6 separate regions of the Mus musculus genome follow, and regions 1, 2, 3, 4 and 6 are each linked to region 5. Evidence: chromatin loops called from intact Hi-C (ENCODE). Cell type or tissue: heart. All regions are shown on one strand. Links, peaks and the distances in the headings refer to the core of each region. The heading gives the core; the rest is flanking DNA. Region 1 has its middle 19 kb from the start of D130051D11Rik. Region 2 has its middle 19 kb from the start of Wnt7b. Region 3 has its middle 25 kb from the start of 7530416G11Rik. Region 4 has its middle 23 kb from the start of D130051D11Rik. Region 5 holds the start of Gm34622 (a long non-coding RNA gene). Region 6 overlaps Fbln1 (fibulin 1).

What was found. A loop is a pair of places that touch in the nucleus more often than their neighbours do. Peaks named below come from ENCODE experiments on the same cell type or tissue, not always from the same donor. Only the 100,000 strongest peaks of a DNase experiment are listed, where the experiment ranks them.
Region 1: a loop joins it to region 5, with 2.1 times the contacts of the local background. A loop is called at or near these places in 4 of 42 quality-filtered maps.
Region 2: a loop joins it to region 5, with 11 times the contacts of the local background. A loop is called at or near these places in 22 of 42 quality-filtered maps.
Region 3: it touches region 5 in a loop (2.2-fold over the local background); 4 of 42 quality-filtered maps call a loop at or near these places.
Region 4: it touches region 5 in a loop (7-fold over the local background); 41 of 42 quality-filtered maps call a loop at or near these places.
Region 6: a loop joins it to region 5, with 5 times the contacts of the local background. A loop is called at or near these places in 8 of 42 quality-filtered maps.

The regions. Positions count from the first base shown.
Region 1 is chr15:85,651,036-85,656,022 of GRCm38, reverse strand. No RefSeq gene overlaps it. Among named protein-coding and RNA genes, the nearest start is that of D130051D11Rik, 19 kb to the right of the region's middle. In heart, for the core only: a CTCF peak has its summit at 2,057; DNase peaks (open chromatin) are centred at 1,702, 2,082, 2,462, 3,462 and 2 weaker places; H3K27ac peaks cover 1,042 bases; H3K27me3 peaks cover 86 bases.
Region 2 is chr15:85,598,588-85,603,574 of GRCm38, reverse strand. No RefSeq gene overlaps it. Among named protein-coding and RNA genes, the nearest start is that of Wnt7b, 19 kb to the right of the region's middle. In heart, for the core only: no CTCF peak of the experiment used is centred there; DNase peaks (open chromatin) are centred at 2,654, 3,044, 3,404, 3,794 and 2 weaker places; H3K27ac peaks cover 674 bases; H3K27me3 peaks cover 703 bases.
Region 3 is chr15:85,475,545-85,480,531 of GRCm38, reverse strand. No RefSeq gene overlaps it. Among named protein-coding and RNA genes, the nearest start is that of 7530416G11Rik, 25 kb to the left of the region's middle. In heart, for the core only: a CTCF peak has its summit at 2,743 (motif pointing left); a DNase peak (open chromatin) is centred at 2,741; H3K27me3 peaks cover 1,463 bases.
Region 4 is chr15:85,608,707-85,613,693 of GRCm38, reverse strand. No RefSeq gene overlaps it. Among named protein-coding and RNA genes, the nearest start is that of D130051D11Rik, 23 kb to the left of the region's middle. In heart, for the core only: CTCF peaks have their summits at 2,968 (motif pointing left) and 3,910 (motif pointing left); DNase peaks (open chromatin) are centred at 1,673, 2,783, 3,393, 4,273 and 1 weaker place; H3K27ac peaks cover 1,110 bases.
Region 5 is chr15:85,707,867-85,712,853 of GRCm38, reverse strand. It overlaps Gm34622 (a long non-coding RNA gene), which reads left to right and starts at 915. Exons shown (of 3, transcript XR_384306.3): 1 at 915-1,320; 2 at 1,704-1,827; 3 at 2,869-3,983. In heart, for the core only: a CTCF peak has its summit at 2,418; DNase peaks (open chromatin) are centred at 2,013, 2,463, 3,333, 3,823 and 2 weaker places; H3K27me3 peaks cover 1,514 bases.
Region 6 is chr15:85,264,263-85,269,249 of GRCm38, reverse strand. Fbln1 (fibulin 1) reads right to left here. Exons shown (of 17, transcript NM_010180.2): 16 at 3,869-4,000. Among named protein-coding and RNA genes, the nearest start is that of Gm34337, 46 kb to the left of the region's middle. In heart, for the core only: a CTCF peak has its summit at 2,318 (motif pointing left); DNase peaks (open chromatin) are centred at 2,029 and 2,309.

The DNA.
Region 1 (4,987 bases), core at 382-4,381, 57 kb after region 5:
TAGGCATTGGGTAGTAGAGGGTTAACTTGGGGAGCTGGGTGGGGTGCAGACAAAGGCACACAGGCAGGGGATCAGGAGCTATAAGGGCCCAGCCTGACAGGCACAGACACAGGGGGCTCTGTCTGCCTGTCTGCTGCCCTGGCACAGTGACTAACCGCCCCACCATTGTGAGCCTGAAGCCAGCCCTTTGTGTGGTCCCCTGGCGTCTGGGAGCACAGTGGAAGAGCCCTTTCCAGCAGTTCGTCTTTGCCCTGGAAACCTGCAGCCCGAGTCCCCTTTTATCCGTTTTCAGGGTTGCTGGGGGCCTGACAATCCAATAGAGGAGTCCCCTGCCCTAGCCAGGAAGGGACACCCAGCGGGGGGGGGGGGGGGAAGGAGGGGCAAAAGAAAGCTTCCAGCTTTGAGAAACCAGCTCAACTTGCTTTGCCCCACTATAGCAAGCTGCCCACCTTCTGGGCCCCCCCCCCCCCCGACCCCTTGAGAAAGATCAAAGTCTGGACGCTTGCATAAAATATGTTTAGAGTATTGAGGACTTGGTAGGGGGAAAAGATGTCTCTCATTAGTAATTCCGTGTGGCATGTTGAGATTACTATTTGGGATCTATGTTAGAGCAAATGGATTCTATTAGCTAAGTGGCTTCTCTTGCTTCTGCCGTTCCTTTTTAAAACCATGGCTGTGAGGAACCGTACAGTTACTGTTAGGCCTGTGACTGGGGCTCACACTGTTTCTACTGGATAGGGCTGGGCCAGGAGAGGGCCCCGGGATCCAGGAAGAAGACTTGACAACTGTTTTCTCTTAGGGAGACAGACTAGGACTCCCCCCCACCCCCCTGCCCAGAATGACTCCTCTCTTAGGATTCAGGGGAACCAGGCACTCATGGCCACACTGCCTCTTGCCTCAATGTGGCATTTTCCTGTATTGAGGATTGCAACTTATACCTTCAAATATTGGGGAACATGGGTGCACAGGAGCATGTACATATGCACACACACACACACAAACACACACACACACGGCCACCAGGCTCCTCTCCATGACCTGTCCTGCCAACCACCGGAGAAGCCAGATTCATAGAGGCTCCAGATGGTCCCCCAAAGTACCCCCTAGAACTAGACATCAGACCATCAGACCCAGGAAAGACAAGACTTGCTCTCTTATCCAATCTCTGTTGCCCTCCTGGGGCCCTTCCTGCATAACTATTAAAAAATTTTTTTTCTGTTTTATGGACGCACCGGAGATGGACATAACACAGGCTGGCCTCAATATTACACGTTCATTATTTCATATCCATTTTTTTTCTTTTAATTTTAGAAGGAGTTGAAATGAAAAAAAAAAAAAAAAAACGAGGGACCCAAGCCACCCTGGGAGCTCCTGACACTTGCAGCTGTAATCCCTATAGCTTGCCAGTCAGGTATCACTTTCCTCTGACCACCGTTCCCTAGAACTTATTCCCTTTCTCCCTAGATAGACAATGGGGGAGGCCCCCACCAGCCACCAGCAAGCATTCCAGAGGATTTTTAATACACACAAATCAGCCAGGAGAAACACCCAGTATCCCAGCGAGGGCCCAAGTCAGTGGGAACTGAGACCTCCGACTTTCCATCCGATTTCCAAGAGGAGCTGGTCAACACCTTCAACCCCAAGAGCAAAGCCCAGGCCTGGTAATAACAGGGCCAATGACTGGCACCCTGCCACCACCCATGATGCACCAGGCCTGTGCAGGAACCAGACAGTATGCCCCCCAAATCCACACCCTCAGCGGGTGCTCCAGACCCTGGCTCTGGAAGGGATGCTGAAGAAGCCTTTGGCTTCCCAGTATCTCACAGAAAAGGCATGTGGGTTCCCCACAACCCCGTTCCCATAGTGCCTCTGCCTAGTTCCCAGCAAACTTTGCTTGGGGAAGGCCTGGTTGATGCAGGAGATGGTTAAAATTCTGCATCCGTTTGCATCCGCCTCTAGAGGAAGCACTGCTTTTTTTTTTTTCACCCCCAGCAGGAGAAGGGGGGGGGGAGCTGAGAGCAGCAATTTGCAGGCCTTGGGATGTTTTTCTCCTTGACAGCCCTGGGCCCCGCCTGCCTAGCTTGGCCTTCTTGGGCTGGGCTAAGGCGGCTGGCCCTGCAGCGGAGGCTCCACTCCGTGGCTGCTGCTCCTCAAGAGGCCCCATGCACACGCATTCACGCTCCCCCCACACACACAGGCTGCAACCTCCGGCTTGGGGAGGGCAAGACACGCTGCATGCTGACGGCCTGGTACTGCCATGGTTCTTCCGCCAGCCAGCGTCTCCCATGAGGCCTGTTCCCAACCAGGTTGCACTGCCTGCCCACCCCCATGGCTCACCCTACTCCCATCCGGAGTGCCCTCACCTTCTGGGCCCCTGGCCCCTGGCCTCGGGTCCTGCTCGTGCCCGGGGCGCCCAGCCACGTCCTCCGTGCCTCTGCCGCTTGCCCCACCCTGCTGCCCGCGCTCTGAGGCGAGCCTGGCACTGTGCCAGGCTGCCTGGGAGCCCAGCCCGGGCAGGGCGAACTTTCCAGCGGAGTGTGTGTAGGGGGATGCTGGAGTGAAGCTGGTGCCAAGGGAGGGAGCGAGCCCCAGGTGCCCGGCGGCCAACCCCCCTCCAGCCCTCGCCACCCCCCACCCCCACCCCCAACATCCCACTCCCTGTCTCCTGAGTCCCATAAAGGCGCAGACAACACGAGTGATTTAGTCAAAACAGTCATGTGCAGGAGCCCGCAAACAAACAAAAGCCCTTATTTATTTATTTAGTTCACACACCCAGATAAGGAGCTGCCTTTGTGCACATAATTTCACAGAAAGAAGGCGAAGCCATGATGCTCCCCGCAGCCCAAGAGCCTGGACAGCAGGCCTGGCTTCATGAATAATTGCAGAGCCTCAGCCTGGGTATTTCCATATTTAAATTGGGCAGCAGCGTATGATTAATTAAGAAGGAAAAAGGCAAAAAGGAAGAAAAGCTGTGGGGGTGGGGAGCCGGACATTCTGGTCAGAGCTACGGTGCCAAGGTGCCCACGGCGGCTTAACTCCTCCCATGCCAGGCCCAGAGGGGGCACTGCTGCAGATGGTTTAAAGGGACCCTGCTGGTGCCCACACTGGCCACCTTCCTGTGTCCAGGGCCACCTGACTCCAGATGCTGCCCAGGAAGTTTCTCTGATATTCCAATATAGCTCACACACACACACACACACACACACACAAAATCTGCTATGTCCAAGATACCCAGTGGGACACTTCAGGCTGAGACAGCCTTCTCCGTGCACATCGCTGCAATGGGGCTCCGTTCACCGACCCCCAAAACACACACAGGTCCCTTCCAAACCCAGAAGCTGCTCCAGAGTCTGGCCGTGAGAGCAGGCAGCCTGGTTGCCAATGAGACAGGAGGCCTGTGGCCCTTCTGGATGGAGTCTAGGGCTGTGGGCTAAGTGAGAGAGGGAAGACTATATACCCAAAGGTCACAGCCCTGGGGTTGGGCCCAGCCATCACTGCAAGTCAGTCCTGACCTTGCCAGCTGTTTGACTTGAGGTAAGTTATCTGGCCTTCCTTAACCTCAGTTTGCACATCTGTAAAATGTGTGCCCCCTTAGGGTTGAGACAATATAGTATAGTTTCTGGCTGACCAAGAGGCCTTCTTGAGGTCTATGGGCATTAATTTTTGAGATGAGTGACAGTGGGGTCAGGGAAACCTCCAGCAGGAAGCTTGCCCCCCCCCAAAAAAAAAACAAGTTTGGAGGACCCAAACAGCAATCAGTTTGCTATGAAGTTGACCTGACTGCTATGGCCATGGACACCCATTGCCCTTGAGTATGTACAGATTGTCCTTGGGCAAGGGCCTCCTGGAGGGGTGGGAAGCTCTGGGGTGGTCTATCTACTACGTCCGTCCAGTTGCAGATAGGCAAATCTAGATATACAATGATCAGTTGCCCCAAAATAGGGTCACTAGATTTGAACTTGTGCCCCACCCCTACACCCTTGCTTGTAATCACGAAGTGGGTACGGTGGGCTGGTGCCTGTCCAGGAGGTAGAGAGGCAACCAGACGCCCCTCAAAGATGGACCAGCCCGCCCCTAATAGAATGCTCCTCAGAGCCAGCAGCCAGAGACTGCGCATGTGCAGTGTGCCTGTAAAGAAAGGGGAAAAGGCTGACTAGGCAGGTGACAGCCTGGGCAGAAGAGCACCCCAGTGATTGTGTCTTTGGGGAAAAAAATCAATATTCCTCCCTAAGCCTGTTTCTCGGGTGTCATCATGAGAGGTCACTCTGGGTCCTTCCTAGCCTTCAGCGAGCAGACAGGTTCTGCTGGGATGCAGAGACACTGTCTTCGTGATCATGGGACAGTCGCAGCCAGATCTGCTACTCTGCCAACTCCAGGCCTGGGGCGGGGGTGGGGGGGAGGGCATCTCTGCAGGAGATGAAGCCCCTCTGAGGACAAGCTGCTGCATTCTGAGAGCCCCGTTGTCCTTGTTTGCAAGTTGAAGGGGGCCGTTCCTTCTCATCTCACAGAGCCTGGGAGATGAGGTGGGACCTGATACACATAAAACACTCCATAGTGTCCCCCCCTTCCCCCCCCCAGGTACTTTTGAAGGTACTGAGAAAGTTTTGAAGCTGATGTCTCTGAAGCCAGGGCATCAAGAATAGGGAGGGATGTATGCTTTGGGGCCAGGTTTCTGTGTCCCTGACTTCCCTGACCGTAAGTTCGCACTCAAAGCTTGAAAGAAGAGAAGGAAAAGGAGCAGGAGGGGTGGGGAGGAGGGGGAGAAGAGGGAGCAGATGAGAGTGACATCCCTTAGTGCTCCAGGACACATCAGCTTACTCCTGACCCCACCCTTGCTGGACAGGATAATGGCCCCGGGATACTCGGAGCTCAGTTTCTTGAAGCTACGTATGTGTCACCTTTCAAGACAAAGGGGACTGAAGGGACGATGAAGCTAAGGACCTAGATTAGAAGGTTGGCCCCAGAATACCCACAAGCCCTTTAGTCA
Region 2 (4,987 bases), core at 613-4,612, 110 kb after region 5:
CCAGCTCAGGGATGGCCCCACCCACAAAGGGCTGGGCCCTCCCCATCAATCACTAATTAAGAAAATGCCCTACAGGCTTGCCACAGCCCAGTCGTATGGAGGCATTTTCTCAATTGAGGTTTCCTCCTCTCAGATGACTATAGTAGCTTGTATCAAGTTTGACATAAATCTAGCCAGCACAAGCGGCATAGCCATTGAAGGGAGAAAGACAGACAGACAGACAGACACACACACACACACACACAGAGAGAGAGAGAGAGAGAGAGAGAGAGAGAAGAGACTAGTTGAGAAGAGGAAGAGATCTGGTGGGCATGGGAGCAGAGGAGGTGAGAGTCATCAACATATAGTATATGCATGTATGAGATATCAACATGAAACTCATAATTAACACATGCTAATAAAACTTTTTTTTTAACGAAAGAGATACACTGGCTTAACTTACGCTAGAGGGGCTGGGTAGTCCAATAGTAACTGCCTGGATCCTGGAGAGACAGACAACTCAGTCCTGGCAGCAGAACCAGCAGAACGCCTGAGCAGATCTGACCTGGGCGCTCCCAGGAGAACGCTGGTGTGATATGTGTGATGAGGGGCTGAGGAGGCTGGAGTCTGACAGTCGCAGGTGGTGGCAATGGTTCACGAACTCCTCAGGGCAGAAACAACGTTGCCAGCTCACACTAACTTCCTCACCCAAGCCCTTTCTTAGCTTGAAGGTCTCCCTCCTGTTCAAGGCAGGTCATGCCCCACCCCTAGCCACTGGCCTGTATGTCAGTTCAGGCTGACCTCAGACTTGTTACATAGTTGGGGATGACCTTGAACTCAGGGTCACCAACTTCTTCTCCCTAGAGGGGAGATTACAGAGGCACCCCACAGTGCTGGGCTTAGCCTATTCGTTGATGGCTGTCTCATCTATCCTAGCAGCCTGGACCCCATATACACCCTCCTGTTCAGTGATGCCCCTCCCACAGGGCAATGGCCCTCAGTTTTGGGGGGGGCGGGCAGGTGGAGACGTTCAGGAAAGGAGAAGCCCTCAAGGCTGGGTTCAGGGGAAGGCATCAGAGTTCAACCGATGGATAGGTCAATAGCCTCCTTGATTTCTGAAGGCCTGGTGTTGAGAAGACCCCTGGCACCTGGGTCTCTGAAACAGTTGATGGAATAGGGAGGCAGAGGGCAGGGGAAGGTTTCCGGGTCCAGGGAAGGATATAGCAGGCGTAGAATAAAGAGGCAGTACTCAGTACCAGCTTGGGGCCGGGTGGAGGTGGGAGTGGGGGGCAGAGCTAGGCCTTCAGGGAATGATGAAGGGCATGAAGGGTTATAAGGGAGGGCCTGCCAGGCTCACTGGTACCCACAGTGCTCACACAGGGGAAGTATTCAGGGAGCCAATGGCCTCTTTGTCAGGTGGGTATATCCACCTGGTGTGGGGGATGGGCCTCCATACCCAGGACTGGTATCCCGCACACTCTTGCTATAGAGTCTTCGATGTTCCAGGAGGCAAAGCAGAGAATCTGGTTTGGTTCCCCCCCACCCCCACCCCCACCCCCAAAGAACCCAGGGCCTTATACACTGCAGGCCAGTACTCTGCTCCTGAGGCACACCCCCAGGTCTTTTAAAAGATGAAATTCAGAGGTAGTGCCTGACTATGTAGCTCACACTGGAGCTTTCTGCTTTGAGATCCTGAGTATTAGGATTTTCAGCACATGCTGCCACAGACAACTCGGGACAGCTTTTGGTTTGGTTTTGTTTTTTTTGTTTTTTGGTTTTTTTTGTTTTGGTTTTGGCTTTTTCCAGACGGGGTTTCCCTGTATAGCCCCGGCTGTCCTGGAACTCACTCTGTAGACCAGACTGTCCTCGAACTCAGATATTCATCGGCCTCTGCCTCCCAAGTGCCATGTGCCACCACTGCCTGGCCTGGGACAGTTTTTAATCCTAAATGATACTTTGAAAAGTGAGACAGACAACATTTGAAGGGAAATTAACAGAAGATTCTAGAAACAAGGTCCCTAGCCAGAGTGAGCCCAGACCCCAGTAATGGCTGTATATGAAAGTAAAGAGTCAGGGCCTAGGCTGGTACTGCTGAGATGCAGCTCAGACCCTCAGAAAAGAACAGCAGCATTCTGAGGAATGAGGGGCAGGGGTGAACGACAGCTGTAACCACACAGAAGCTGTGACCATGTGACCCAGAGCATCCTGGGCCCTTAACAGACACGGTATCCAGACTGGGGTCCTGGATCATACCTGCCAGAACAGGTGGATGCCAGTCCAAACACATGTGTGCAGGTGCTAAGGACCGTACTTTACCTCATGAGCAAGGTCATAGAGTCAGCTGTGGACAGACGAAAATGGTTTCTTCCAGCTGAGACACACCATTTTTCTCTATAGTTGTCCACACAGGAGGTGTTCTTTGAAGCTTTGGTACATGGGCTGAGGAGGGAGAGAAGGAGGGGGCTGGGGGTAGAAAGGACCTGGTTCAGGGCAGGAGCCATGGGATAAAGAGACTTATGAGTTCCCAGGCTGGACGGCTGCACCCGCCATTGTCTCCTGAGAGTATAGGGTCCAAATTCCCATGGGACTAGTGGTTGGACATGTTCTTCTCAGATGAGGAGTTGGCCAGGACCAGGGTCATTTCTCCTTGGATTAGGACTTGGCTGCTCCCTTGGTCTTCTCGACCTTGTCCAGGCAAACAAAATCCTCTGATTGGTTACTGTCAGAGGTGCTGGGATGGTGCCCTGGAGACGGAGCAAGTGTGTAGACGAAGGAAGGACGGACGGGACAGCACCAGCCCCCCTCTCCCCATATCCAGCTTCCACATCCCAGCCCCCCCCCACCCCTGACTAAGGAGCACCAGGGCTCAGGCTGCTTCTGTAGCTTTCCCAGTCCCTGCCCCCCCCCGCCCCCCCCGCAGGCCCCACCCGCCCTGCGCAGCAGCTGCTTCCGGCCAGACTAGCAGACAATGTGTTGGCGGGTGGCCCGGGGCCAGGACCATCCATCCCCCCCAGCCCCACAGGAAGACAGAGCACAGAAGAGGAGCCACTGTGTCCCCGAGTGAACCCACTGCCCAGGCACTGGGATTTAGAACTTCAGATTCCAGGGGGAGGAGCCTCTCGGGTGACTCAAACTGATTCCTCCAGCCTTGAACCCGTTGGGACTCTGGAGCACTGCCTTGTGGGAGGGGGGTGGAAGAAAGTAAGAGGGGGTCAGAGAATCTTGGCTTGGACTTTCTTTTCTTTTGGTAGCCTTGGCCTCAGACTGGGCAAGCCTTCCCTACCATGGTGCCCTTGCATGGCTGTGTCCTTGGCACTGTAGATCTGTTGAGATTGTGCCACCCAGGTCTACTCCAGGGTCCACACTCTTCTCTACCCGCCCTCCTGCCCTTCCTGACAGCGTCCCTTCCGGTCAGGCGTTCCTGTTCAGATGCTGTCTGTCCTTCCTACAGGCCCCGCCCCTCTCCTGTCTCCTCCCACCTCTCCTGAGCCCACATCCCTCATCTCATAGCCGCAGTGCTTGCCTGTTTGTCTCCCCGTCCCTCATAAATACCCCGGAAGGACAGACCCTACCCTTCCTAGGTCTTAGCATAAAACCCATGCACTTAGTAGGTCCTCACAGAGGACTGACAGATTGCTGAATAAGTTGTTTCCTGAGTGTGCTGGCTCCTCCCTGCCAGGCCTGCCCTCCCCAGTGGGGGCCCATCTCTGCCTCCCCCCTCCTCTGGCTGGCTGCAGGGTCTTCCCTCAAACCCTGACAATGAACTCAAGGAAAGAATGCAGTCCACTTGCCCAGCCTTACAGAGGGGTGGAGCCTAGTGACTGACGGACCGCTTGCCACGCACATGGATGTTATAATAGCAACAGCGATGGCCCAACAGTAGTAATAAAACGTCACAGAAAGAAAAGAAGCTAGCAGGGGAGAGGAAGGAGGGTGACCCTCACAGGACACTACAAGGCTGTGGAATGGCCACACAGGTAACCCCCTCGGAAAGGTCAGCATGGCAGAGCACGACTATCTTACCTGCAAACCCACTTCCAGACCTGAGTCTTGGAGGATTGACAGTAAGGCCTGGATTAGATTCATGAGTACCCAGGCTCACAGCAGCCAAAGGGACCTGGGTGAGCCAAGTGTCTGGAGACAATTATATGGATCGCCAGTTCCTTGGTGGCCACCTGGGGGCTGGGTTGGCCACTGATGTTCCCATTCCAGCACCCTGAACCTCAGGGGGTGACGTCACAGCGTACAGACCCCTTGGTCCCCAGGGCTGTAGCTTCAAATACGCACCCTATCACTGTTCACGGTGATTCATCCCCGTTTCTGATATCTTTACAAGCCAGCACCAATCTGGTCCCCATGAGTCATCCCTAGAGCCTTCAGGAAAGCACGATGCCACAGAGGCAAAAGCCACACAGCCTTTGGCCTGGCAGCCAGGCCCCTCGAGAGTCCAAAATCTGCCCCTTCCCCTCTGTATCAGGAGTGTGGTCCAGCTTCATGGTTAGGACCCAGTGTGCCCATTCCCGGCTACAGAGCGCCCTCTGGTGGAGCTACTGGGAGTTGTCAGGCCATAGAGAAGGAATCCAGAACTGGGCAAATTCCTGAAGGTCAAGGACATTTGGAGGACCACAGGGTGGGGACTGACTGGCCAGGAGCTGGAGCTGCCTGAGATCACCAACTGTCCCCATGACTTCCATGGAAAATGGGTCCAAGCTGTGGCTCTTTCCCAGGGACTATGATATGGTGAGGACAGTTTGCAAACTGGACTCCACAGAAGACATTGCCAACCATCTCATTCTCAAAAGCCCTGCGACTATCTTCCTTATCACCGCCACCATCATCATCATCACCACCACCATCATCATCACCACTATCATCGTCATCACCATCACTGCCTGTGCTGGATAGTTTTATGTCAACTTGACCCAAGCTGGAGTCACCAGAGAGGAGGGAACCTCAATTGAGAAAATGTCTCTGTAAAGGGCTACAGGCAAACCTATGGGGGCATTTT
Region 3 (4,987 bases), core at 546-4,545, 230 kb after region 5:
GTCCTCCTGGAAAGCCAGGACCCTGCTTGTCAAGTCAGGTCTGGCTCACACTGGACCAGCAGTGAGCACCTCTGGCCAGGCTGGGATTCAGGCCCAGGACCACCTTACACATGAAAAGGAGGCAGAGTCCTGATGTGAGGAGCCCTACTGTGGGCAAGCTATTCCTGTCCTGTACCTACTTGCTGTCTTGCCTCAGTGAGACTGTACGCCTGTCCACCTCAGCCAGAGGAAAGTGCAGTTTCTGACCCCATGCAAGCTCCCCAGAGTTCAGACCTTGAAAGACAAATGGAAAATTCGTAACTGCTCAGTACACCCTGTCTTAGGCAGTGGGTTGGGACAGGCTCCTCTAGGACCCACCCATGTCCCTACCTCATTCCAGTGCCGAGCTGGTCTGGTCTGTGGAGAGTAGGAGGTGGGTGTGCCTGGAGCACAAACCAGGGAGAAAGAGAACCTGAAGGTAGAGGCCTCAGGGGAGAGGGGCACAGAGGGACGGGGGAGGGTGGGGACCGGTGGGGTGGGAGACCACAAGGGGAGGGGAAGAGTTCTGAACAGGAAGTTCAGAAACGCAGAGAAGGAGAAGCAATTGGAAGGACAGAGAGGGGAAGCCAAGGAAGGTGAGAAGCTGGAGGTCCAACCTGGCTTCGGAATAGGTTTATCATTTGCAGGTTATTAACGGCTGGGAAGAGACTGTAGCTGGAAACCCTCCCAGTGCCAGCTAAATGCCTTGCAGAAAACCCCAGCTGTGTAGGACTCTGGGAACAAAAGGTCCCCCCCCCCCCCCCGTAAACAACTGAGGTGTGGAGTCTCTGGGTAACTCAAGGACCTCACATTCAGACACTGGAGTTGTGAAACCTGAATACCTGACGAGGTTATTTAACCGTCTTCTGCGCTTGATGGCAGTGGAATGTGGACTTACCAAGTATGAATCATCATCAGGAAAATACCCAAGTCACCCCAATTACACCATTATCAATGGCTGCATCGCCCTGCAACCCAACGCAATGAAACTGGAGAGAACGCCAGCTGGGCCGGGCCTGGAGGAATCCGGCTCTTGGCGAAGATTGCCTGCCTGGCAGCGGCCTCTGCAGTCATGCCAAGCCACAAGCCTTGTGTGGTCGCTGTGCTGAGGTGTCAGGCCCATTTTACAGTCATGGAAACTAAGGCTCACCAGAGCTCAGTCCACTCCTGTAGCTCTAACCATAGAGGAGGGCCCAAAAGGAGAAAGGTTGTTTGAAGCAGTGGCTGTGAGCTCTGGAATTGGGGAGGGGATAGAATCACTGGGGACTGCCATCTTGGAATGACCATCCAGGGAGCATCTAGTTTGTGTTAGCACATGCCGTGAGCAGTGCAGGCAACACTTCGTTAATAGGTGCAATTGCCTCTGCTATGCAGAACGGCAAGATGAAAAGAATCCATTACTGGCCATGGTCATAGAGTTGGTAGATACAGAAGCCCAGCCCTATGTGACCAGGGCCTGTTGTTCCCCTCAGTGATGACTGCCTCTGTGTCCATGGCTAAAGATGAACAAGCCATGGAACTTGTCTGCCATTATGCTCCTTGTGTGCACACCACTGTGCCCACCTGCACAGAGCACATGGGCCTCCTGCCTCCCTCTGACATTTTGTGGCAGTAAGCCTGGCCTTTTGGAGCAAGGAGCCAACTACAGCTGGCCCACCCACGAGCCGGTAGCACTCCTTGCTCTTAATCAGTAAGATATGTTTCTGGAATAAAAACCACATCAGCATTTTCATTTTCAAGTTCAGACAAGGTTGGTTTTTTTTTTTTTTTCCTTCCTACTTTTCCCTTCAGATGGGCGAGGCTAATCCTCCCTCTTGAATGACAGGTCTATAGACTCAGCCATACAGCCATACACTTAAGGCAGTATGGAATCAAGGACGACAGCCCAGGGAGACTTCTTCCTTGAGTTTTTCAGATTGCAATAACACCACAACCCATAATTACCGATGTGAAACATTTAAAGTGATCCCAAAACTAGAGTGAAGCTCACCCTTGTCCTGACTCCTGGCAAAGCCAGATGGAAGGTCCTTTCTCTAGCGAGGGTCTGCACTGGGAGGAGGAAGGGCTGACAGGGACTTACAGACTCGGAAACTCAGGGCAGAGGTGGGGGGGGGGGCAGGGAGAGGGGCACTTAGGAATTGCAGCATCCATGGGTCCAGGTGTGCACTGCACCTCAGCAGACACCAGTTACAACATCCAGGGAGACAAGATGCAGGTGGGGGGTGGCTAGGAGGGGTTCACCATGGTGACTGAGTAAATATTAGTGTTCCTTCCCCTCTGCTGTCTCATACATTCAAATGAAAAGGCTCTGCTTCTACAACTGAGCTTGATTGTGTTCTTTCTTCCTTCTTAAGAAACGGGGAAGGGGAGACAAATTCAGTGTAATAAATTCACTGGACATTATAATAAATTGTTCTGGAAAGTTCCCAAGTGAAGCCCCCAAGTGGAGTCAGAGTCAGCAGGGTGAAAGGCGGCTCTACGCAAAGCTAATGGCATGTCTAATTTAGAATTGAACCTGCAAGAAGAGTTCAGTTGGGCAGTCTCCACTCCATGGCTCCACTGATATTCTCAACAGTGTGATTCCCCCACCCCACACACACACTGCACCCCCATCTCAGGCATTGCTGGAAGCTTGACACCTGGGCAGTGACTACTAAATGACAGTGCCATTCCTTGAGTTCAAGTGACAACTCATACTCCCACACATCCCCATGTGCCCCCTGGTGGGGGTGCTGAGTACTGCCACCTGGAAACTAGATAATTAGTGTGGCGGGGGAGTAGGGGTGGCAGGGGTGGTGGTGGAAGGTGGTAGTGAGCAGTGACAGCAGCAAGCTGTGCCATCAGCTAGATCATAACTGGCCTTACTACTCTATCATGGAGTAAGCCATCTGCACTCAAGGGAGAGAAGATGGAAGGTAGAAAACTGGAATTTTCTTTGTGGCAAGTTAATTTCAAATTCAATTTCTTTCATACATAGAGTACTTTGGACCTTCTGTTCACTCGTCCATTTTAATAATTAGGTATTTCACAGAAATCATTCATTCTACTGACACCATCATTTCTGGAGGGGCATAAAGTTGCTAAGACTATTGCCTCGTTTCAGTTTTTCATGACTGTACGATGCGTAGTGATGCCCCACCTCTCCCTGCTATCACATGTTTGAGATTTTCCTTGAGTGCTCCAGCTAGCGATTTATCAACCTCAATCTTTTCAAAGACTCGGCTTTCGATTTCATTTTCCCGACTGTTGGAACTTTCTTTCACGGGTTTCTGCTTTCATCGGTAGTACTTTCTTCTTTTTGTTTCATTCACTCGCATTTGTCTAGTTTCTTGGGGTGGAGACCGTTGGCTTTCTATCTCTCTTCTCACGGAGCATTTCGGAGTTCCAAATTTCCTCAAGTGCTGTATCTGTTGTGGTTTCCTTATTCACATCAACCTGTTTCAAATTTGCTTTTAATTTCTCTCGACCTGCACAAGTTACATGCAGGTATGTTTAATATTGTTTACACATTTAGGCACTTTTGTATGATAGATTCTAATTGTTTGTGAAATTTTATTCTGTATATTTAAGCATAAATGTTAAGTTAGGATAAAATCCTGAGTAAACTGAAATGAATATACAGACTATAGAAGAAAAATATTCTCTGAACATCAAATGCATATTTATCTTCCAAAGGGCTCTGGGCAGGAACTACATTTTCTCTATTCCAATTTTATTGAGATCACTTAAGGAGTGGCATAACAGTTCCATTTTAAAATATCTTCATGATGTGCTAAAAATTGATCTACTTGCAAGGGCAAAACACAATATGCAGAAATTTAAACACAATTTAAAGTGTTGATATCGATGTCTTCAATGTCCTTTTGGAGACACATGAGCAAAAAGTCTGATGACCAGCTAGATAAGGGATCGAGTGCCTGCATAAGGGAATTTGGGAATTTTTTTAAAAGTTTCAATGGATAACTTTATTATTAATGTGCCATTGAGAGAAATGAAAACCCAACAGGTCCCTTACCAAGCAAGTTGAAAATAATTAATGAACAGAAAAGCTAACTCTATGGCAAGATGGTGCATAGAACTGCCCCGAAGGAGGAAAAAAAAAATACAACAAAACACTAAGCCCAACCCCCAAAACATAAATAACTAAAGACACACACACACACACACACACACACACACACACACACACCCCTCACATAGGAAAAACAAAACCAGCCAGCAATCTCAACACTGGTTGGTCGATCCAGCACCTGGGACTAGGAAGAGCGTCCAAAATCCAGGCAGAAACCAAAAGGACATCAAGCAAACAGCCAGGCTGGCCTTCAACTCAGTGTAGCTGGGGATATTTTTTTTTTTTTAAGATTTACTTATTTTATGTATGTGAGTACACTGTCACTGTCTTCAGACACACCAGAAGAGGGCATCAGATCCCATTACAGATGGTTATGCGCCACCATGTGGTTGCTGGGAATTGAACTCAGGACCTCTGGAAGAGCAGTCAGTGCTCTTAACTGCTGAGCCAACTCTCCCGCCACCAGGATATCTTCCTTTTAAGATGGGCAACGCTTTTTCCTGTTGGGACAGAAGCAGGAGGGAGGCAGGGCTGCCTTGAACAAGGTACTGCTGCGGAGGCAGAGTCACATGTGGAGGTGCCAATCCTGGGGAAAGCCAAGCTCTTCCACAAGATCACACAGAGAAGAATGAGCAAGGGTGCAGGAGGCCAGGATGCTCAATGAAAACCTGCTGAACTTCTATTCACAGGCCCTAGAGCAGATGAGGGAAGTGGGTGTGGTCGGATGGTTTGGGGAAGCCAGCCACTGTTTGTTTTCTACTCCCAGAACCCACATCTCTCCTGGCACTTGCTGTAGTCCAGAGGCACCCTTAGTTGATTCAGTTGGAGAACCACTCAGCATCTATCTATTTTTTAGAGCTGGCCCACAGTCTGGCAGCTGGTATTTGCAAAAGGGAT
Region 4 (4,987 bases), core at 628-4,627, 99 kb after region 5:
TTTGGCTGCCGCAAGCACCTAAACAGCCCTGCCTTTGTCCTAGTGGCCACAGGCACTGTTTGCTCTGTGCCCAGCTTGTTTTTCCCAGGCTGAGCTGGGCAGGCAGAGCCCGGGAGCCATGGAAACAGCACAGGCCACCTGTCTTGCCCAGCCCCGCTCTCTGCCCAGTTGCTTTCTCAGTCTCTTCAGACCTCCTGCTGTACTGGCCCTGTACCAGCTGCCCCTGTCCCGCCCCCTCACTAGCTAGGCTGGGTGCAGAGACAGCCAAGGGTTTCAGGGGCCCTGGGGTCACACAGATCCTGGGGTCAGCTCGGCCATCCTTAACACCCAGGCGGTTGTCTGCTTGCTGCCTGCAGGGAAGCCCTTTACCTAGCACCTCTGCCCTGCTCTGGCAGGACTTTCTGTGCACAGGAGGAAGGGTGTGGGCTCCCTCAAGAGCTCCTCAGCTGTCTTAAAACTGCTGGGGGGCTGGAGAGATGGAGCGACAGTTACGAGTTGTTCCAGAGGACCCAGGTTCAATTCTCAGCCCCTATGTGCTAGCTCACAATTGCCTTTGCCTCAGTTCCAGGGTATCTGGTGCCCTCTTCTGGTCACTATGGACACTGCACATCCATGATGCACAGATATAAATGCAGACAAAAATCAATCAATGAAACAAACAAACAAAAAGCCTTCTGCCCAGCCTCTGGTTTTCTCCTGTCCTTTTGGAATCTCCAATCATTCAATAAGATCAGTCTGACGCCCCAGGCTCAAAACATCTAATTCTTGTCCCCAACGACACTTCCTGCCTGCTGGTGTGTCCTAGGTTTTTCTCTAATAAGTAGCCAGAACAGCTCCGCATGTGATGGGCCTGACCTTGGACCTGTGTCCACAGGCTCCCTCAATGGGTCTCAGTGTAATCCGGACAGGGCCAGTTTCTTCTCTATTTATTTTCAGGGTGCATGGATATTCTCCAGGTAGGATTTGGGAAAAGATAGTGAGCCCGGGCAACTCTGTGGTTGGGTGGGTGGAGTTGGAGGACAGCGTTTCACTCCCTCTGGGGCAAGGTGAGAAGTGTGTGCTCATCTTAGGAGGGGTCCCCTGGCCCAGGCAGGGGAGGACCCACCGATGTGGCCCCAAAAGCACCAGTTTGTCAGTGCCTGTGTTCTCAGACGTCTTTTGGACGGGAAGCTTAATTGCTCCATTCTCCAGATGAGAAAATCAAGGCTCCAAGAGTGCTCTCTAATACTGTCACTGGGTCAACGGCTAGGGAGCTCTCCTGGTCACCTTTAGTGCATCCCCCCACCCCAAGCTGTCCTTACAGTTTCCCGATCATGTGGCTGATCAAGTCATCGAGAAGCCCAATGCTTCTGGACGGGTGCCATTTGACAGCAGGGTACATCTCAGTGTGCCTAATGCTTCTGTATTTTGCAGGAGGGGACATGGGCTGGAGAGGGTCAGGGCTTGGCAACTCTGCCCTTCATTTCTCCGGCCTCCCTCACGTCTGGCCATTTTGTTCCAGCTCTTGAAATATCTGCTCTGCCCTCCCGGAAGCTGCTGGCTTCAGGCAGGACCGTTCCTCCTATCTGCTCAGTCCAATTCAGTCTTGTCACCTCCCTGTAGCGGTCACTGGACAGAAACTGGGATGTGCTGTCCACCCTGGCTGGGCTCCTGGGTGGCCAGGAGGCTCTTGGAAAGCCCTCTTCATCCCCACTCATGGAACTCTTGCAGCTCTTTTCCGGAATGGCTTCCCGATGAGGTAATGCTTCTTGCAGACGGGAGGAGGTCCTGGAGAATGGCCGCCAGTGGCCTCCTTGCCTGGGCGACCTGCCCAAGGCACAAAATGAGCCCTTTTTGGTGGCTGAAAGGAAGACCAGGCCCTAGACTCCAGACCTTCATTCGTCACCCAGCCTTGAGCTGAGACTATCCTAGTCCTGGGCTGAGCCTGTAGCCTCAACCAAGGGGAAACTAAGGCCTGAGGGGGGAGGGGCCGGCTACACTCAGAGCCCCAGAAAGAATCCACAGCTACTCCTGTTTGACACTCTGAGGGACAAGGAAAGCCTCCTGGTTCACCCTCTTGGGTCTGAGGAGTCTCTCTGACTGTTAAGCTTCTGTTAAGGAGCTGGGTGGATGCTCGCCCAGAGGACGACTGCTGGGTTATCCACTATCCGCTCTATATCCTGGGAGAGAGAGAAGCTGCAGAGAAAGCTACAGAGAGAAGCTGCGGTATGCCAGGAAAGTACTGAAGAGGCTTGATTCCTCACTCCTGCCCTGTGCCTGCCAGGCCCGGCACTGGTGATGAGGTCCCCAGTCCCCACATAGTCCAGAAGCACCCACACCTCAGGCTTGGAAAACAATATGAAACTTCTCACTTCTGAGGCTGGTGGCCGCAGTGCCTGGCACCTGGGGTTGGCACAGGAAGACCTTCAGGACTCAATAGCAGCACAACTTCAGTGCTTGGTGGGATTGGGACACGGGCTAGAAGATGACTCTGTGAAGCACTCAGGCCTAGTGTCTGCAGGCCCAGCTGGCCCTGTCCCCGATTTGAATTTATTGTGCAATGTTATCCAAGCCCCCCATCCCCCACCCCCTTCCCTGGCTGGGTCTCAATTTCCCCATCTGCAGACAGGAGGAGGGCAGGAGAGGCCTCAACTGGACTCCAGAGCGCCCCAGGTCTGGCGGCCCAGACCTGCAGCTGTGTGGGCGCAGCCTCTCTGGGCAGGAAGTTAATTTCCGCGTTGGAGGCGATGCCTGAAGTGGGCCCAGTGCTTGCTGCATGTTCAGATGAGGGCCGGGCTGGTGAAGTCATGTGGGAGGTAGCAGCAGAGGCAGGATCCAAGCCAAGATTTCTCTGCTGGCCTGGAGTGACCTTGTTCAGCCTCCCTTGCTCAGCAGCCCCCACCTCTCTTGCCTACACAAAGCTCTGGCTCTACAAGGGAAGACAGGTCCTCTTGGAAGGTGGGCCTGCACCCTCTTCTGCCCCCTGGTGGCTATGAGGACATATGGCAGTTTGGTCAGGACTTTGAAGGCTACAGGGCCATCATCCACCCAGAACCAGACACATGATCACCATCATCCCCCCACACAGGGCCAGACACCCACAGGGTCTCAAGAATACACAGGGATATAGACACCCACAAAGGCACAGACACCCACAGTACCAAGAACTCACAGAATTGGGAACCTACAGGGTCACTGACAATCAGAGCCACAATGGCCCACAGGACCTCAGGCACCCACATGATGGGCACCCGTAGGGATGGGGTACCGTCACTGGGAGGCCTGGTTATGACACACACCCCCCCCCAGGAGGAGGTCACTGCCACCTATGTCTCTGGAGTGTGCAGTTCAGGTCGGGAGTGGTTAGGGCCTACAGGAAATGCACAAAGATGGGAACAATGTTGAGAGGAAAAAAGTGCTCACCCAACCTGGGATCAGCCCTCTGGTGCTTCTGGCTGCAGTGTTGGGGGATGGACGAGAGGCCGAGGCACATGTCCTTTTAGCTCTCAATGGTGACAGTGAAGGGAAGGGCTCAGTGTGTTGTTCTTCCCATTGTCTCCTGACCCAGCAGCAGCAGCACAGGACAGACAGGCACCCACTAGCCTTGGCCTGATCCTGCAGCAGCAGGCTTTCAGAATGATGGACAATTTCTCTGAGGCCCTCCAAGTGCTGAAGGCCGTACTACAGTAGGGCTATATAAACCAGGGCGGCCAGCCCAGTCTGGCTCCTAGGAACTTAGTGCCTCCAATATCATCATCAGGGATAGGGGTGGACTGGTCAGTCTTTAGAATGTGCCAGAACGCTGGGGAGTTGGCTCAGCCATTAAGAGCTGCTCTTCCAGAGGACCTGGGTTTGATTCTTAGCACACGTATGGCCTCTCACTACTTACTACCTGTAATCCCAGTCCCAGGAGCTCTGACACCCTCTTCTGGTCTTGTCAGGTACTGAACATGCATGGTGCAAAGATCTACATGCAAACAAAACACCCACACACAGGAAAAAAAATGAAATCTTTAAAAAAAAAAAGAATTTCCAAGGTCTGCTCAGCGGCTTCTCCAGAATGCCCCCTCCCAGCACCCCTTTTCTTCTCCCACCCCCCAAATCCTGCCTGGGTCCTGTGGCTAAACCTCTTCCCCACCCCTGACCCTCACCAGGATACCTGGCTCAGGGAATGACAGGGTCCCACCAGTGCCATCACATTAGAACACCAATGGTCAACGCCCACGGGGGCCAAGCATCCATTGCACTGGCAGACAAACTGAGGCTACAATAGAGGATCTGGCAAGGCCAAGGACTAGCTAGACACAGACCTGGGGCTGGGGTGGATCTAGAGTCCAGGGATAGTCACCAGTCCAGAGTGATACTGACACTGTGACACTGGACCCCCCCAGAGGGAGGTTTCAGCCATCAACCCAACTGGGACCTCCTCCATATCTCCCACCCTGGAGTAGAGGAGGAAGGGTCATATCATGACGCCCTGACTTATGAGACAGGGCTGATAGAAAGAGAGGACCAGGGTGAAGACCTAGAACTTTCCATGTTCAAGTCCAGAAGACTGGGAATCTGATACTAGTGTCTGAGGGCACTGGGAATAAATCTCCATTACCCCTCCCCCCACCCCATTTGATGTCCCTTCTTCTCCATCTTCTAAAAAGGAGATACTTGGAGATTGAGAATGTCATGATTTGGGTTTATAGAGGAGCCATGACCCCCAGCAGATGCTCTGGTGGAAAAAGACAGCATGGCATGACCAGGAGAAGGAATTGGCCTACCGTGACTGGTGGTCCAGTGGCCTGGTAGGTTATCCAGTATACATCAGGGCAAGGTGCGCAGTGATGGGGGCAATTGCTCAACTCCTCTCCAGGCCTCTGCCCTCTCAGCTGGGCATCAATGAACAGCCATCCTAACCTCTCTGTATTTCATCAGGACAGTCCTTACTTCCCAGAGGACAATGGATTAACACATATGGAGAAGGGGCAGGGGATAGTCTAGCAATCCTAGAAGAGAT
Region 5 (4,987 bases), core at 711-4,710:
TGGGAGGGATTTTGATGTCATTACACCTGGCGCACCCTAGGGCCTAGTGTGGATGTTGAGGGTGGGGCCCTGGGGTGCAAATGCCTGGGGCCCTGAGGGGCTGTTAGCAGGCCTCCTGTGTCTGGCTCATGGGTGTGGAGGGTAGAGCACTTGTCAGGGCTCACCACAGCTTACCTCAGCCCTCCTAGAGGCCTGTAGACAAGCCCCTCTCACCCGCTAAGGGCAGTGACACTGGCTGGGCTTTCAGGGCTACTGGGCTATCCCAGGGTTGCTTTAATCTCAGCATTGGTTGTGTTCATTTCCTGTACTTGGTCGACCCTCACCCCCTGCTCAGCATCCCTATGCTCAGTGTTTTCAGTCCACAGGACAGGGCCCCTGTCAACTCCACCCGACTTCACAAAGGCTCCTCCTGACATTGGCCTGGCCTCTGTCCAGTCCCATTTTCTCTCCTCCTCCTGGAGGCTCGGTGGCTGTTCCCGCCACCATATCCACACAATCTCACCCCTTCCTCCTGGAAGGGCCCTTCCCCCTGGAAGGGCCCTTCCCATGCTTCAGGGCCTCGAACACTCCCCGGTCTCCCCCTCCCTGAACCTTCAACGCCATCATATCCACAGTCCTTGTCAGCATAGCCCAGCTGCAGGCCAGCCATTTGGGTCTAACACACAGAGGGAAGAAAAGAGTGTTTCCCTCGAAGCTCTTCTGGACCCTGGACTCATACCAAGCTGATCCAGGGAATGAACGGAAGACAGAGCCAGGAGGGAGATGCTCGGGGTAGACTTGGTGAGTGAGGCCCAGCCGGAGAAGGAGAGAGGAGAGAAGGGGTGGGTGGGAGGCAGGAGACACACCACTTTGGTTTCCAGAGACTGCAAGAGGGCAGTGCCTCCCCCCCAATACTGGTGGCAGTGTGGTCTTAGCTAGAGGTCTGTCCAATGCCTAGGACCAGATGCTAGAGGGCCTGAAACTCAAAGGCAGACCACTTCCTCGTCCCAGTTCAAACCCAGGGCGGTTGCTTCTTTCCTGGGAAGCCAGACTAGTGAGCACTGGCTACTTTCCTCTTGCTAAAGAGGGCAGCTGGGACAGACCAGATTCCTTAGTTCCCTCCCTCAATGCCTGTCCCCTTCACTGTGCCCAGTGGCTGGGCAGGCAAGACAATGACAGATGTGGGTGGACAGACCTGGACTTCCGTACCCACGCTTCCTAGCCTGGTGTGTAGCCTTGAGAAGGTTGCTCCAGCTCTGCTCCTCAGACTCCATAACCAGGAAACCAGCTCAGGAAGGTGGCCTCTAGAGCTTGTACTGTCTGTGGGAAGCAGACCTAAAGGTATGTCGCCTCCATTCCTGTGTTTACACCAATAGCCTGTGCCTCTGCTTCCATCCCGCAGAGAGCCGCCCCTACAGAATAGAGCAACCTGGCTTTCCACCTAGGCTCACACAAAGTGGGGGTTTTGGCTGGGTCCTGGCTGGGCAGGACAAAAGGAGGCGGTCAGGGATGTGTATAATGAACTTGGGCATCTGGGAAGGTATATGGGGGTGGGGTGATTGGCAGTCCCTCCTTGCCCTTGTCCTGAGGTTTGGGCCCATGAGCAAGTCAGAGAGCCAACGGTGCTCTGTTCCCTGGTGTATCTCAGCTCTCTGGTTGTCCTGGGTCTGACTAGTGTGGTTTTTTTTTTTTTTTTTTGCTGTCTCCACTTTGTTCTGTTCCAGAGAAGGACTGGGCTCAGAGAGATCAGCTGCATTCACCCAGCTGGCCCCAGGCATTTCTCCAGTGCTACAGCCCGTCTCAGCAGGTGACACCAGAGACACAGGCCTACCAAATGCCACAGGACAGGTGTGCAACGGGCAGAAGGTCATGGGCGCAGAAATGCAAAGACCCACGGGTCAGCCATCACAGCTGCCTCCTAAGCTGCGGCCTCCCCTCAGCCACCTCCCTCCCTCCCTCGCCTTGGCCATCCTCATCTTCAGGTCTCCAAAGACGCAGGCACCTTCTCCCCACGTCGGTTGGTTCAGTCTTAGGATGGTCCATTTCCTGCCAAGAGCCCCCGTAGGTTGGCTCCCTGGTGCCCGTTGGAGGGGTGTGTGTGCTACTGCCTCATAAGGGGCAAAACTTACCTGATTGGGGTGCTGGTAAGCTGTGACCTGGGCTCACTGCTCTCTCCTGGGATGCGGAAGGACTCCCCAGCAGCCTTTTACACAGCTGTGTCTTACAAAGAACAGAGTGGAGACAGGTGAGACAAGGCAGGCTCAGGGGCATACTGAGAACTGCAGCTTGGCCTCCACATAGGCCTTCCCTGACTTATCCTTGAACCCAAGGATGGCAGAGGCCAGAAGAGCCCCGCCACCCGCCCCCCCCTCCCGCCCCCATCACCACCTGAGTGGAGCAGAGGTTGGGCGGGGCGTGTGATCAGTTTGGTTGCTATGGTCTCCTGCTGCCACACGGTGTCGCTGCTGGGAAGCACACCACCCAGTGGAGGCGGTGGATGGGTCAGGAGCCTGACTGAAACAGGGCTGCCTTCCCAGAGCTGCCTCCAGAAATATTCCCCTGGGCCTAAGCTTGGCTTTTCTACAGCCTTCTGCACACACACACACACACACACACACACACACACACACACACACACACACACACCACAAATCCCCCCTGGTATGTGTCTGTCAGGAGTGGTGTAGGCAGATGTGTACAACCTCACAGGGACTCCTGCTGGGTCACTCTGCACAGGATTGGGTATCTTCCTCTTAGGAAGCAGTGAACGTGTGCCTGGGTTCACTCTATGAAACATAGTATGTATTAATACTGATCATCATACTATATGTAGCATTCATTATATATTACATATCTGATATTTGTGTTCAATTTTCTTTATTTTTAAAGGAAGTAAGGCTGTTTAGGGGCACTGACATCCTCGTGGGTCTCAGCTTCAAGCTGCTGGATATAGTTCTGTGACTCCTGAGACCCCCACCTCCGCCCTCCTGCCAGCTACTGCTGGCTCTGCCACTGCTACGGATGTCACCCCCAGGAGACCCTCTATCTCTGGAGAATCATCCCGGGTGGGGCAAGGATGTGCAAGTCTTGCTTCTGTAAGACTCAGCGAGGCTTCTGCATGCTGCCTGGGTTTCCAGCTGATGTGTGGAGCCCAGTTTCCATGTGTTGGGGCCACCCAAGGTCCAGCCTGCTCTCCTCGCTGGTCTTGAACTACCTTGTCCTCAAAGACACTTATGCACATCGTGATAACAGTCCCAGCCTGCCCGGAGGGTTGTATCCTAGGACCTCCAGCCTGCAGCATCTCCTTGGCTCCTGATTAACAACCCCAGGAGTCACTTCTTAGATTAGCCAGCAGGTGGCAGCAGAAGGCCGGCCAGGGACCAGGACCTTCCTGGGTACTTTCCCTGAGGCACAATCTGGGGTGCCCTTGAATCCTGACTCCACCCTCTAAGTGGAAGTGTTTTGCTTCCTTTGTAGGTTGTGGAAGTGGGGAAGTGAGCACAGGGTCTCCCTGGGCTGAACCACTCCCCTGCACCCCAGAACTTCCACTCTGCTGAATGCTGTGTCGTACCCACCCTGATCCCCACATGCACCCCTATCTCTAGTGACAGTCAGTTGTCAGAGAAGAGCCAACAGAATGTAGAGAGGGGCACAGGACATGTCAGAGGTCATCTTCCAGGAAGCTACCCTGACTGCAGAGCACCTCAGAGCTCTCGGATGCTCCCACGCTACCCCACTGGGTGGTCGCCGTGTGTCCTGTCCTGTGTCCCTAGTACTTGAACTCTGCAGAGCAGAGGCCATCTCCCACTGCAGCATAGGAGCCAGGAGGTGGGTGTGACTGGCCAGCATGTCATTCTGCTTGCACAGACACAGCTGGCTGTGGTAGCCAGAGGGTGGGCCTGTGTGAGGGTGAAGGGTTGGGGGCTGGGCTGTGCAGAAGAGTATGGAAGGTAGGCTGTGTGATGGTTTGTATATGCTTGGTCCAGGGAGTGGCACTATTAGGAGGTGTGGCCTTGTTAGGGGAAGTATGTCATTGTGGATATGGGTTTTAAGACCCTCACTCTAGCTCCCTGGAAGCCAGTCTTCTCCTGTTTGCCTTCGGAACAAGATGTAGAACTCTCAGCTCTTCCTATGTCATGGTATTCTTCTGCCATGATGATAATGGACTGAGCCTCTGAACCTGTAAGCCAGCCCCAATTAAATGTTGTCCTTATAGGAGTTGCCTTGGTCATGGCATCTGCTCACAGCAGTAAAACCTTAACTAATTCAGCAAGGGATGAAGAGTGGGCAAAGCTCTGCACAAGGGAGGGGAGGAAGGACTACTCCTCTAGGGCTGGAGGCATAGCAAGAGTCAACAGACTTCACCACTGACTACAGGATAAAGAGAGGTAAAAAGGTGACAATTTATCATCCACCATCGATGTTCCAAAGGACAGCAGGGAGGAGACAATGGGGCATGCCACGGAGTGTCTGAGTGTCCACTCCTGTGTCTCTAGCTGCCAACTCCTATACAGCCATCAAGACCCAGCTCAGATAGCCCCTACTTTGGGAAGCCATCCCTGTTGCTCTCAGAGAGTACTCAGAGAGTCCCTCTGGGTACTCTCAACCCTGGGGCTAGCACAGTATCAGATCTTTGGAAATGGCTGGCTAAGTTTGAGAGGTCTGGTAGCTGAGGGTGGATATAGAGGGGCTCTAGGGGTGTTTGGTCTGCCTAGGTGCGTCAATGGAGGTGTGTGGATATGCAGAGTTGAGGCAGATTGGGTTCAGGACGGGAGCTGGGACTCGGGGGATTCATTATGGGGAGAAGGCCAGGACATCAGGGTCAAGGTATCCACCCACGAGGGAGGCCTTTGGTGTCTGGTCAGGTAAGACTAGGACTTTACCTTCCTAAGCTAACACTAGCTGAGGGCTGACCCTCACCCCACTACCACCACCTGAATGAAGGCTTGGGGTCCCTGGAAGAAGGGTATATGACCATTTGGCCCAAGATTAGAAAGCTACATCCACA
Region 6 (4,987 bases), core at 630-4,629, 440 kb after region 5:
GCACTTCACTGTCTTGTCACTTTCAAGGGCCTGAATGCCATGGCCACAGGGGTCAAAGGCTCATCATCGGCTGCTTATTTTGTGGGACTTCCAGATTTGGAGAACTCTGTCCATGCCAGCACTGGGCGTCCGTCTATGGGTTCTAGGTCTGGGTAGGCCTAGGTTTGTGCTATTTCTACTCCATTGCTCGCCCTTGCTCCCCCACCCCTGAGTGAAGATAATTTCTCTATGTCCCAGGGACTGAAGGCTGGTTCCTGAATGCTATACTCATTGAGGCTCCTGAGTATGTGAGGAGACTATCCTTGGGCCTTGCCTCTCTAGGGAAGCCCTTTGTAGGGAGTGTCCACAAGGGTTGTGGCTTCGACAGGCAGGTATTCATCCAGCCCAGTGAGCAGGCAGGTGCCCCGGCATGACCATATACAGGCCCATGTCCATTGCCAGAGACACAGGAACCTCTTGAGCTTGGATGGGAACAGCAGGTGGCAGGCCCACTTAGTCCTGAACCATGCTTTTGCTGATGGCCAAGCCTTGGGGGTATTGCATAAAGTGTAGCCTGAAGTGTCGGAAGATACCCAGCCCCATGGTTTGTGGTTGCATAGTCTTACAAGGTCATTGGACTCTATTCCCTCCTTTGCCCAAGGGGAGCTTCCTGACCTGTTCCCAGGAGTCACATTTGCAAGGACTGAACAAGAACACGGGGGCGAGAGTGTGCAGTGGTGGCAAGAAGCCATGACTGCTAAGCTCCAGAGTTGCTTTATGTTGGGCCAAAACTCAGAAAACTCTATCCCCACAGTGGTCAGGACTGGAGCCATGTTGGGGGGGGGGGCGGGGGCGGTTTACTTCTGGGAGGGACATTTCCAGGTACACAGAGATGTTTCTGGGCAGAAAAGGGAGAAGGAATTTGGCTATAGGCAATCTCAGGGTAAATGTTCCAAGCAGAGAACTGGGAGCCTAAGACAAGAAGTCGGAAAGCAGAACCCAATCACAAACACAGCCTTCGTCCCCACTCAGGGCAACCGGCCCCACCTGGTCTCCCTCTCCACCCGGCAGGTGATGTGTGCACCAGATGGAACGCCCTGCGAACTTGCTGAGGAGTGGAAAAAGGCTGGGCCACTCAGTCGGCAGAGAGATGAGCCCCAGGAATTTCCGAAGGGCTGGGGTTCCACCCCCATGCCGCCCAAGCCTAGAATTCCAAAGATCAGGGCACCCATGACCAGGCGCGGCGAGGGGGACGCTCATTCCCCACGGCCTCGGCTGCATTCCATTCCCGAGCCGCCCACTGCCTGCAGGTTACCTGTGGTCACTCGTCACCCCTGGAGCCATCTCATGGCCAGCTGGGCCCCGGAATCACTAAGAAAAGACTAAGACTGACACACAAGTGGCCTTTGTTTCTTCTTCTGTGGAAGTGGCTGGGAAAGATGAGGCCTTCTGGCTCTATCACAAGCAGGACTTTCTGATGTAGCAGACAGGAAGCCAAAAAGCAGACGCACCCAAGACTGTTCTGTCTGGGGTGCAGCCATGACCCGCTCACTGGGACTCATCTCTGCCCAGTTTCCCAGCTTTAGACCACTCCAGGAACGATTTAGCTGAGAAGAGATGTGGAAAGAGGGAGGGCCCGTTCCTGAGAGAGCTGGGGTGGGCTACGGAGGCTCGATGCAACCCTGCAGGCTCACATCTCAGTATATTGATGGCCCAGTGCTCTCTTCTGGGGAAAGGTGAGCATGGGAGTGGGGGGCAGTATCTATCTCTATAAACACAGGTCAGCCAGGGCCAGTAACTCAAGTGTTCAGAAGTAACAGAGAGCAAGCAAACTGGAAGGTTCTACGGTTATAATCACAGCGGCCCAGGCTGTGTCACATGATAGCAATAGGTCACTCACAGGGCAAGCTCTAGGGGGCTTCTGCTGGCCAATGACAGGGTACTCATCTCTCATCCACACTTGAAGCAGGACAAACCGTTACCACACCCCCACCCGACCCCCGACATAGACACAACACCTCCCCTCATCCATAGCTGAAGGTGAGACTTAGGACGGCTGGCGGCCGGGCTGCATGCCCTCTCCTTGGAATCTCAGAGAGGGCTGCTGAACCATTAATTGTAATTAACTAATTATCCTTGCTGCCAAACAGCGGAGGAGGAGGCCGGGGGTGGTGAGCCCCCAAATGACTCAGCCATGTTTACAACATGCAAACCCATTTAAGAGCTTGTAAAGTTGCTATAAATGGCTCTTTGGCAACAGGAGAATAACGATTCCCTTTCTCTAGCTGCCAGTTTAGCAACTGTCGGGGTTGAAGAAACAGCCTGGATGGAGGTTTTGGAGATCCAACAGCGCCACCTGGAGGCCAAACTCATGGTTCGGCTCCAATCCAGATCTCACAGGCCTGAGACTAGAATAAAAGGAAAAACTGATGTATGTGTGTGTGTGTCTGTGTGTGTGTGTGTGGGGGGGGGGGGGGGGGATTATCACCCAGTTTCTCAAATGCTTCAAAATGTTCAGAGTGTAAATCTAAGTCAGAAGTGGCAGATAAGACCGTTTTCCATCACCATGAATAAAAGTTACTTAAAGCACTGGAGAGATGGCTCAGCAGTTAAGAGGACTCACTGCTCTCAGAGGTCCTGAGTTCAATTTCCAGAAACCACTTGGAGGCTCACAACGATCTGTAACGGGATCTGATGCCCTCTTCTAGTGTGTCTGAAGATAGCTACAGTGATTTATTTATCATATAAATAAAATAAATAAATCAGTACTACTACTAACAATAATAATAAGTTACTTAAAGACCATCTGGGGGCCGGTGAGACGGCTCAGTGGTTAAGAACACCAACTGCTCTTCCGAAGGTCCTGAGTTCAAATCCCAGCAACCACATGGTGGCTCACAACCATCTGTAACGTGATCTGACTCCTTCTTCTGGAGTGTCTGAAGACAGCTACAGTGTACTTACATATAATAAATAAATAAATAAACCTTAAAAAAAAAAAGACCGTTCTGATGAGCTACTGTGACAAAGGTCACAAAGTGGAATGACCCGCTGGGTGCAGTCATGACCCACCGGGCATTGGTGACATCATACCAAGACTCAACTCTGCCCAGCTTCCCAGCTTAGTCCACTCCAGGAGCAATTTAGCTGAGAACAGCAGATATGGAAATGGCCTCTGAGAGCGTTCAGGGCGAGCAGGTCCTACTGAAGGCCCACAGACAGCAACAGGGACCACAGTCCTCTCTACAGAGACCGTGTGGCTTCCAGGCTTCCCTCCCATCTCCCCTGTGGGTGTTTACCAGCCCCTGTCCCGGTGTCTGGCGAATCCTCTCCACTTCCTCTTCACCAAGCCCACATGAAACCAACACAGAAGGTTGCTCTGTCCCTGCCTCCTTTGTGCTTCTGGGACACCGACTGTCCTGGGGGGTTCTTACCCACTGACACCTGGGGAGGGGTGACAAGTGGCTGGAGATTGCACACTAAGCCAAGGTAGTTAGTTGCATGGCTGGGACTAGATATGGGGTCTTCTGAAGTCCAGTTTGCTTATCTTCTCACGGCGCCATGGGAACAGCAGACAGACCAGCTCCCACTGAGCAAGGCTTACAGCCTGGCTGGGGCACGGCCTTCTAAATCCAGCTATGAGAGGCAGGATCTATTTTGCCCACCTACTTGGTAAGTGGGAAGACTGAGGCTGACAGAGTTTACAGGAGAGTCAGTGGTACGGCCGGGGTGGATCCCCGGGGGAGTCTTTCACACTAGGCTCCCCAGACTTGATTGAGTAGGAGCTGCTGGCTAGGACCTGGCAGCCAGGTAGAACTGGCCTCTGATGGGAGTGAGGAGGGTGCAGATGACCTTGGTCAATGCCCTGGGCATCTCAAGGGTCACTCACCCACAGTCATGCCGTCCTCATAGCGCTTGATGATATCAAAGGAGTCTCGAAGGTTCCCTTCTGTGATGTCGAAGATGATGTCGGCCTGGTTGGCGGGGTACAGCGGTGTGACAGCCCTCAGAAAGATGATCTCTGCAGCAAGGATGATGGCATGAGAACACTGTAGCACTGGCGCAGCCCTCCACTCCACTCCACTCCACTCCACTCCACTCCACTCCACCCCCCTCCTCCCCAGAGACTTGCCCCCCCTTCCTCGACCCAAACACAACGAGGATTCACTCCTAAGGCAACATGGCTGAAATCACCAACCCCCTCCCCTGTGTGGAAGGGTAGAGTCCTAGCCCTCACATCATAGCCAATCTGTTTCATCAGTGGGGAAACTGAGGCAGTTTGACAATTCTTATCTGCCCTGAGGTCATGGGGCCAGCTGGCAGCGTGGACTCAGCTGGGCTGTGGTGGATGTGGTTCCAGATTACCTCATGGTGAAGCAGTGTAAGCCACCTTAGCCTTGGAACCACCATTCAGATCCCAACCTGGCTCAGGGTAAACTAGGAAATGTCCTTTTTTTTCTGGGCCTCGGTTTCCTCATCTATAAAGTAAGGGAGGAAGCTGGCTGATGTCCACTGAGTACCCTAGTGTCCTGAGCCCAAGACATCAACAGGTGTCTTGGCTGCCCCCCATTCAGGTAACAAACTCCTATGTCAGCAGAGTGGAACACCAGGAAAATGGCTGCTGGGGGAGGGATGGCACAGCAGTTAAGAGCATTGACTGCTCTTCCAAAGGTCATGAGTTCAATTCCCAGCAACCACATGGTGGCTCTTGGCAACCATCTGAATGGGATCGGCTGTCCTCTTCTGATGTGTCTGAAGACAGCTACCGTATACTCATATAAACATAAGATAAATAAATCTAAAAACAAAAAAATGGCTGCTGGGAACATGGGAAAGACTTGTGTGCGGGTCTGTAAAACCCCCCTCGACACAGGGCAAATATGAGTGACTTCTCTGGAAACATGAGCCAGTGGGAATGGAGTAGGGGCTGGGGACTTCCCCAAGGACAGTGCTGGCCTGGTGGCTCTCACACGTTTCCCCCACCGTCTGGTGATCCTGCATGACACTT